Regions from separate parts of the Mus musculus genome. Here region 2 is linked to region 1. Evidence: chromatin contacts called from ENCODE Hi-C or POLR2A ChIA-PET data. All regions are on one chromosome and are shown on one strand. The core of a region is the stretch at or near the end of the contact, and the rest is flanking DNA. Distances in the headings are between cores, read along the strand shown. Region 1 holds the start of Med21 (mediator complex subunit 21). Region 2 overlaps Stk38l (serine/threonine kinase 38 like).

Region 1 (4,511 bases), core at 170-2,669:
AAAGTCCATATCAAAGTCCATAGTTCTGGGAAAGTCTGTAAATGTACTAACCTTGCTTTTTGGTTTCTGTAGTTACACTTCTACCCAACTATTTTTGTTAACTGAGTCATGTCAACTCAAGATACGAATTTTGTGCTAGAAAGTTCACCCTGAGGAAGGCTGGGATCCTGAATACCCAGTATAGTCGATGGCTGGCTAATCATGACTATCTGTTGGCTTAAACCACATCTGAGGAGTCTTCTCTGGTGGATACCTCCCAACCTCCTCATCTGTTATGTCCTCCTCTGTTAGGATTCACCAAGAAGGCTCTCTCACGATGACAGTCCACCTTGATAGTGGACTTCCCAGCCTCCAGAACACTGTAGGGAGTAAACGTTCTTTGTAATTGCTTGTCTGTGCTATTCAGTTGTAGCAACAAAAAACAGGCTCACATACCCACCCACCTCCAACTCCAGAAATGATCATCTTGGAAACTATGATAAACAGTTTGTCTGAGTTCCACAAACCAGGTATTTGCAGATTCAGGACTCACTTCCCATCAGAATATCCCCAGGCTAACAGAAATGACCTTTCTGCTATCACCCTTCACACGGAAAACTGTCAGGAAGCCCCAGTTCTAAATTTACATTCTGAAGCTGATCTTTCTTAAGATCGAACCTGCCTAGACCGGGCGTGGTGGCGCACACCTTTAATCCCAGCACTTGGAAGGCAGAGGCAGGCAGATTTCTGCGTTCGAGGCCAGCCTGGTCTACAGAGTTTGCACCTCCTACCTTCAAATGCTCTTCTTCCTCCTTTTCACTTTACTTATCACCCGTTCCTCATCACAGAGCTGTTTAATGCTTTCCATTTCCCCCAGGCACTCCCACTCAGAATTAAAGCACTAATCTAGTCTCCAGTTGGGTAAGCACCTCCTGCCCCAAACTAATTAGCCACCCTTTTCTAGCCATTTTGATTTCCTGGAGAATGTTAATTTCTCGAATTTAAATGTTGTGAATGGCGGGCTGCGAGTATGCTTTGTGGTATACCTGCAAAGTAAAAGCAAAGGAAAACAAGTGTTCCAGATAAACAAAACAAAGAAACGAACGAACAAAAACAAAACCCCTCACAAACAAAACACATTCCAGGCCAGCCAGGACTACACCGTGAGGCATAGCCTCGTCAGAGCTAACAGACAGAATGGAGGAAGCACCTTCCCTTCACAGGCTCGGTCCAGCGTAAACGCGAACCCGTAGCAGCTCAGCCTGCACGCGTCCCTCCTCCCCCACACCAGCCCTGGATCCCACCCGCCTGACGTCAGCAGGCCCGCAGGCTGGCCCCGCCCCTCCCCGGCAGCATGCTTCCTTAACCACGCCCCTCAAGGAGGAAGGCCTGTGATTGGTCCGGAGGCGTCATAAATTGGCCAATCGCTCGCGCTCTAGCAGCTTTTGCGCACCCTTGCGTGCGTGGTGAACATGGCGGATAGACTCACTCAGCTGCAGGACGCTGTGAACTCGGTGAGGGCTTTCCTCTGCTCGCCAGCCTTGCTTTCCTGACGCGGAGAGAGGAGGAAGGGGCGAGGCAAGGCCCCGGGGAGCGCGCAGATTGAGGTCGCCGCGGGCGGCGCACCCCGTGAGGCCTGGGTCTCACGTAGTCCACAGGGCGGGGTCTGAGGAGACGGGCCTGTCCTGAGGGGAGACCGGGCCGGGCGGCTTGTCCTGAGGGGAGGCGGGACCCGGGGGCCTGTCCTGAGGGGAGGTCGGAGCCGCCAGTCTCTCCTAAGGGAGGTGGGACCCGGGGGTCTCTCCTGAGAGGATGTGGGACCTGCCAGTCTCTCCTGAGAGCCATGGGACCCGGGGCCTCTGGTGAGGTGCGAACTTGAGGAAGGGAACGAGTGGCCGCTAATAAGGAGGGGACCCGACGACGGCCTCTCCTGAGGAGACTCAAGGTCTGCGGCCAGGTAGCCAGGAAGCGAGTACTCAAGTTCCAGGGATGCTTCTAGAACTTCCTTTGTGGGGCAGCACACGCCTAAGCACTTTTGTGTGTATCCCTCCCTCGCGTTTCAATTTCAACCTGCCAAACGGATTTCTCCTGTGATTCCACCTCTGAGGCTGAGACAGGAGGATTGCAGCGAGCTCCGGGCCAGCCTGAGCTCCAGTTTGATAGCCCATCTCAGAAAACAAAACACAAAAGACCACAACAAAGTGTTGAGTGTTTGTAGGTTGGTGTATGAGTGACCAGGGCGTGAGCTTGCCTTGCTTTCTGTAGGCCTTCACTCCTCCCTCCGCTCTTGGCGACTCCAGCACCAATGGTTGGAGAGTAACGTCTAGAAGAGGCCAGATCCTGGCCTCTCCGTTTCTTTGCATTTGTTTAAGTCTGCTTTACGATCTTCCCTAAGAGGCTCTTATAGGTGGAGTGAAGCTCTTACAGCACAGTACCACAGAACAGTGAATGTACACAAGAGGGATTTTTGTTTTGTTTTGAGATGGTCTCACTGTGTAGCTCTGGCTGACCTGCACACTGTGGAGACCAGATTGGCGTTAAAAACAAAAAAAAAAAACAGCCCAGTAATCAAAATCTACAACAAAAGCTCCTGAAAACTGCTAGCTTCTCTAACTTTGTCGCCTCTGGCTGTTATTCTGGCTTAATTGTACATGAATGGAAAACTAAATACTGAGCCTGGAATGGTGACCCACATCTTTAATTCCTGTAATCCCAGCACTTGGGAGGCAGAGGCAGGCGGATTTCTGAATTCAAGGCCACCTGGTCTACAGAGTGAGTTCCAGGAGAGCCAGGGCTACACAGAGAAACCCTGTCTCGAAAAAAAAAAACCAAACCAAAACAACAACAACAAAAATAGTGCAACAGTTTTCCATTGGTAATTAAAATCTCTTAGTGTCATTCTGGTTGTAGTTTGATGTAGAAGAGCCTACACAGTATATGCCTGCTGAAAAAAAAAATCTAAATACCTAGTTCTCTGGACAGTGTTTTTTAAACAGGAATGTTATAACAAGGCTTCTTGGTAATTCATCATTTTTGAGAGTACATTGAAATTGTGTATCTACTAGTGGGAAGACTAGTCTATTCTGTGTAAATAAAGTAGTTTTAAAGTTGAGGGGCTATCTCTTAAATGTTGATGAAGTCACCAAGGTACATTCTGTTTTGCAAAGATTCCCTGGGCTGCCAGCCAACCTCTCCCAAGAAAATACTTTTGTAATTTTACAAGTCTTTCTTGTTTTAATTTAAATTTTTTTGGTTTTACAAATCTTAATAATGCTGTGTAGAAGCTCATCTCCTAAGTATGCATATTCATGTAGGTCCTATAGTTAGGATGTTAAGGATACGATATAGTCTTAGGAGTACTGATAATTGAGTTAATATGTATGCCTACTGTGTCTACAGGGAATGTGTTTACAAAGAACTATTCTAGGAGCTTAGAAAGATGTCATAAACTCAAGAGACTTTTAGATGATGCAAACAAACCCCATATGTGGCTAGGGAGTTACAGTGGATTGTTTTCAGCTCTTAAGAGCTAAAGTAGATTGGAACACAGAGCAATATTAACATTTGTTCTGCCATCTGGAAACTCCATGTTCATTTCTATAATATATACAGTACTTGTCATGGAGTTGGTTTTTCAATAAATATTTTTGAACAGATTAATAATGGGTCTTGAATGAATTTACAAGACAGAACACTAGCTGCTGTATTGAGTAAGCTTCATTTATATTTTTCTTTCTTATGACAGTGCTGCTAAATAGAACACTGCAACTTAGAAAGCCAACCAGGTTAGCTTTTCAATGACAATTCAGAATTTTACATTGAAATAATGACAGCAAAACAATAGAAATGTTTATTGATTGGAAATACTAAATGAGGCTTCAGGGGTTAGGACTAGTGAGAACATATGTTTAGTTTGTGAATGGTGTGAACTTATATTCTCAAATTACTTAAATGCAATGCTTTTTAGTTTTGCTTCTTTTGAGGCAGAATCTTATGTAACTCTGGCTGGCCTAGAACTGTCCACATACTCCAGGATGGCCTCAAACTGACAGATCTGAGTGCCTCTGTCTCTGCCTCTCTTATGCTGAGATCCATCATGCCCCAAAAACAAACAAATTTAAGCAACAAGGTTACAACTTGAATCTTGAAGAATACATTTCTGATAATTTACAGTTTAAAAAAATTTTTGTTTTTCATGTAGTACAAACTGGCCTCAAACTCCCTTACATAGTTGAGGATGGCGACCTTGAACTGCTCTTCCTTGCCTCCATCTGATCATTGGGTTACATGTATATGCTGTTACTCCTAAATTTTTGTTCAGTACTGGGGATCTAATTCAAGAATCATGCCGGGCAGTGGTGGCGCACGCCTTTAATCCCAGCACTTGGGAGGCAGAGGCAGGTGGATTTCTGAGTTCAAGGCCAGCCAGGTCTACAGAGTGAGTTCCAGGACAGCCAGGGCTACACAGAAAAACCCTGTCTCGAAAAACAAAACAAAACAAAACAAACTATACTTAACAAGAATCATGTATG
Region 2 (4,419 bases), core at 933-3,432, 110 kb after region 1:
AAGTGGAAGGGAAGGACTGACTTTCACATCTACCCACACCCACACAGACAAATACATACATGTGTATACACACATAAGTTACATATGCTGGCTCAAATAAGTGAATAATAAACTTTAAATATCTGGGTACACATATCTTAGTTTGCAACTATTTTTACTTAAATTTCTAAGTCTTTGAATTGTTGAAGTAGTTTTGATGTGAGCCTGTGTGGGTTTGTAGGAAAGTCCCATTCTTTTAACATAAGTTCCTCTGTGAGCTCAGACATTGTGAGCCTTTTCCCATTTTCAGAACTTTGGAGTTACTTAACTGTTAGCATTATGATGTGATATCAGCTACTAAAATAGAATGTGATTGTTACAGCGTCCAGATGTGCTCCAGTCTCTTAGATGAGTGAGCTTTTCCATAGATAAGTAGAACAAAGACTAAAATCAGGTGGGTAGGCATGGTGGTGCACACCTTTAATCCCAACACTCTGGATACAAAGACAGGCAGATTTTTTCCTGTGAGTTAGAGGTAAGCCTGGTCTGCATGGAGAGTTCCAGGGCCCCTAGATCATAGTAAGACCCTATCTTGAAGAAGAAGAAGAAGAAGAAGAAGAAGGAGGAGGATGAGGAGGAGAAGAGAGGAGGTTAATAGTAGGAGGAGAAGGGGCAGGGGAAGGAAACGTAAATAAAACCAAGATTCTTCTGTAGGTAGTATCTTCACCTTGGCTTTCAAGAAGCCTATGGTTATTTTTTTTTCTTTGACCATCTGGACAAAGTAGGTAGAACCCAGATCATAAGGCAAGATGGGAAACAGTGGCTGGGTTATTGGGGTCTATGTTAGAGTAGACTGAGACGACAGAGTCTATGGGCTAGTCCTCAGTCAGTGCTGGCACTGAGCTGCTCTGCAGGGTGGTGCAGTGTCCTGGGATTGCCATTGCCCTGTGAATTTACCAGCCGCAGTGGGAGCTTCGCTATAGGCTACTACATAGCCTGTTGCACCACCTCTTGTCTGTGGACCACTTAGCTTGTTCTCCCCATGTCTGTGCTTCACTTCCATACAGTGAGGGGAATGGGGGAATGACCCCGTCACTTAACAACAGATAAGAAAATCCTCACGTCACTTAAGTATCAGCTTTCTGTAAGCAAAATTGCCTTTGGAAGGTCTTACCCTGTGTTCAGCTGTATTTTCCATAGTGTTACCTGTAGTTGACTTTAGAAAATTGTGCATGGCTTTAAATGCCAATGTTGCTTTAATGGAGAGTTTCCTGAGTTCTTATGTTGTATGGAAGGTTTCCTTGATGACAGCCAGGACACAGTTTTTAAAATTTCACCCTACATTTTTTTTTCTTATTGTGTGTGTATGTGATTTTTTTTTTCCCTAAAAAATCTAGGTTATATTCTGAAGACCATGAATCACTAAATTGCTGCAATGTTCAGGGTTCAGTAATAAAGTGGTCAGAAGTCAGTTGAAGAGCTCCTTAGCATTTTTTTAAGTCTTAAAATTTTTTGTGTTCTGATGTGTTGGGACAGGTACCTTCTGGATCATGTCAGAGTAGCTGGAATTGAGTGGTCCGTATGCTCAGGACAGTGCCAGTCAGAAGTCACATGTGTCTGTTTTTAGCTGGGAGCAGTTTCTTTGGTCACTTGTGATGACCAAAAAAGTCTCTTGGGAGAGTTAAAATGACTCAAAATTAGTAAAAATCACTCATGGCTATTTAGGTTTTAAGTTATACTCTTGACTATACTGTGGTTTAATTTTGGTGCTAATTTCTTGCTTCCATAAAGTATTACTTGTAGTTCAGAATTGTTCAGGTAGTTTTATCACTTTTGAGTTTAGTTGAAAAGGACTCCTCCGCAACATACACACATATACATGCACAAATGTGTGCACACACAAATTCATGCCCACTCTCTGAATATGAATGACGTGTGTGTGTGTGTGTGTGTGTGTGTGTGTGTGTGTGTGTGTGTGTATGTGTGTGTGTGTGTGTGTGAGAGAGAGAGAGAGAGAGAGAGAGAGAGAGAGAGAGAGAGAGAGAGAGAAAGAGAAAGAGAAAGAGAAATGCATGTGTAGTCTATTCCTATTAGAAGTTCACTTTTAGGAAAGTAAACAGCAAGTATCCCCAGACATGCAAGCTTTACCACTTGTCCAGACTGCTTCCCCAGCTGGCTCCTCCCCTCACCAGGATGTCACACCACCTCTCACCACTCAGCCCTTTCCCTGCCAGTTCACTCATTGGTGGTTCTCACATCACACCAAGCCCTCACTGTTGGCACAGTACCTGCATCTGGTCTGTCTACGCTTCCTTGGAATATAGAGGACACAAAGGGAGCAGGCTCCTCCTCAAATCTAGAACATTCTTTTGTTTCTCTTCTCTTCATGTTTCCCTTACCATAAATACTGTTTGAAGGTAGTTGAGCTCGGGCTTGTGCTGCCCTGGTTTGTGACTTTAAGCCTTTGAGTCATGGGCAGGAAAGGCACTTAAAAAGACAGTGATAATTTGAGCCCCTTAAATAATGCAGTTTTGCAGCTACCTGTAAAATCCTGCTTCCCTGAAAGGAAGTCTAAGCTATGCTGAAGAACTCACTGGGGTTTTCCTCAGTAGTCATCCTCCTCATCTTTAGTTTTGTTCCATGACACACTCTTGTCATAATTTTTTGGTTCATAGGACAAAATCCAGGTCCACTGTGGTACAGGGCACTGGCTCTGTGGCATGGTACAGGTTGACTCCCTGTCTCTGCCTCACTGCCAACATCTGAAGGAGCACTCTCCTCCACTGCAAAGAGCATCCTGTATCCTGTGGTATCTCTGTGCTTTGATTGGCGAGTAACATTGAACATTTCTATCCTTTTTTGTTTATTGTCCTTATTAAGGTCCTTGTTTACAGATTTAGTGTTAAAAAGTTTCATACGACATCTACATACATATTATATTTTGAGTTTTTAAATATATAGTGTTGAACTTGAGCCTACTGGCTTTCTGGCTTCCTCATATATGCCTATGAAAAGAGGCAGTGACTGGCACTCTTCATTAGGGACCCAGCATCTGGGGCTGCAGTCTGAGGACCTGCAGCCTCAGGCATCGGTACCACAAGTCAGGATGGATTAAGAGACTTCACACTGCTGGGCATTACAAGTAGCATCAAAGATACTGAGATGAAATTGAAAAGCTTTCTGCCTTTGAAGTTTGCTGGTAATGGGGACACATTTCTATTTATAGATATGCATGCATGTGTGTGAGTGTGTGTGTGTGTCTGTATCTGTGTGTGAATCCCACCAGCTCAGCTAACAAGTGCTGTACTTCACTGTTGGTAATATTTCTCTGATGAATTGGGGATCACTTGTTTAAATGAATAAGAAATTAAAGAACACTAGCATTATGTTTCTCAATCGGGGAATTCTAGGCTTACAGATTGTATCCTTTCTTTTTTTCTGGCTAGAAAAAGAGCTTTAATAAAAGACAAAAGCCAGTGTTGAGTCAGTTAAAGATGTGGGCTTACAGTGTAAAACAACTGATTATCCAGATCATTCTTTGAACTTTGAACACTTGTTAGTTTTTATATAATTAAAAATATATAAAGACAGTCTGTATCTGGTTAGAACAAAAAGTTCTTCGTTGTTAAAGCTAATCACTGAGACCTGGGGACCCAGCTTTACTGTGCATGCATCTTAGGAGGAAGTTTTCCTTTTGAAGGCAAACATTGCACCAGGTGTTTTGTAGCTTTGAACCTATGAAATGATTATATATGGGGCATAGGCACAGACTGAACTTCATTATATCCGAGTAGATTGTTTGCATGGCATGCAGGATCCCTATCTAGTGCTGCATGCATTGGTTACAGAGGTGATGATGGATAGCATTTGCTTTGACCTGGTTTTCAATCAAGCCATATGAACTTTCAGGTGTGTCTAACAAGAATGTAACGAATATGCTAATGACAGTTATAAAGTACCTAAGAATAGATTTTCATCAACATCTGTTTTTGGTTTTGGAGTAAAGTTTATTACATCATCTTCTGGGGGAGGAAAGAGACCTTGTCTGCTTATTCTATATATAGATCCAGATTTACAATGTGTATCTCAGGACCGTGTTTGTCTATATTTTCAATGCAGTCATGCTCCAGGGCTTGAGAATTGTTTTACATTCCCACACATGTTTGTGTAACACAAAACATCTTCAAAGATTTTTACCAGCCATTTTTCTTTCTCCTCTGGCCCACAGACCTGCTCCCAGAAGGAATTTTATTCAGCTTTGGAAGTTAGTGTGTCCTCTCCTCCAGCACTTGGCAGTGTCTGGGGCCCCAGGGAGACAGGCATTCATCAATCTTTGGCCATGCCCCTCCATCCTAAAGTCACTGAATGTTTCCATTGTTCTCTCCACATCAACCTGGTTTCCTGACAGCAGTCTGTCCCTTGCAGGAATGGAGTGAGTTG

What was found. Hi-C counts contacts between places; a loop is a spot of excess contacts on that map. ChIA-PET counts read pairs that join two places held with the same protein, here RNA polymerase II (POLR2A).
Region 2: a map of mouse embryonic stem cell shows a loop between it and region 1 (2.0-fold over the local background). The contact joins the enhancer-like site here to the promoter of Med21 in region 1. A Hi-C loop is called at or near these places in 3 of 37 maps with a recorded cell type or tissue (Patski, mouse embryonic stem cell and mouse trophoblast stem cell). POLR2A ChIA-PET finds 5 or more read pairs at or near these places in 3 of 5 experiments (Patski and embryonic stem cell).

What each region holds. Positions count from the first base shown.
Region 1 is chr6:146,641,160-146,645,670 of GRCm38, forward strand. Med21 (mediator complex subunit 21) reads left to right here and starts at 1,420. Exons shown (of 4, transcript NM_025315.3): 1 at 1,420-1,493. The coding sequence starts at 1,452.
Region 2 is chr6:146,749,674-146,754,092 of GRCm38, forward strand. The region is part of intron 1 of Stk38l (serine/threonine kinase 38 like); the gene reads left to right. Among named protein-coding and RNA genes, the nearest start is that of Stk38l, 27 kb to the left of the region's middle. Within about 2 kb of position 2,183, at least 1 of the 3 ENCODE cell types and tissues checked has a DNase peak (open chromatin) inside an H3K27ac peak, as active enhancers do.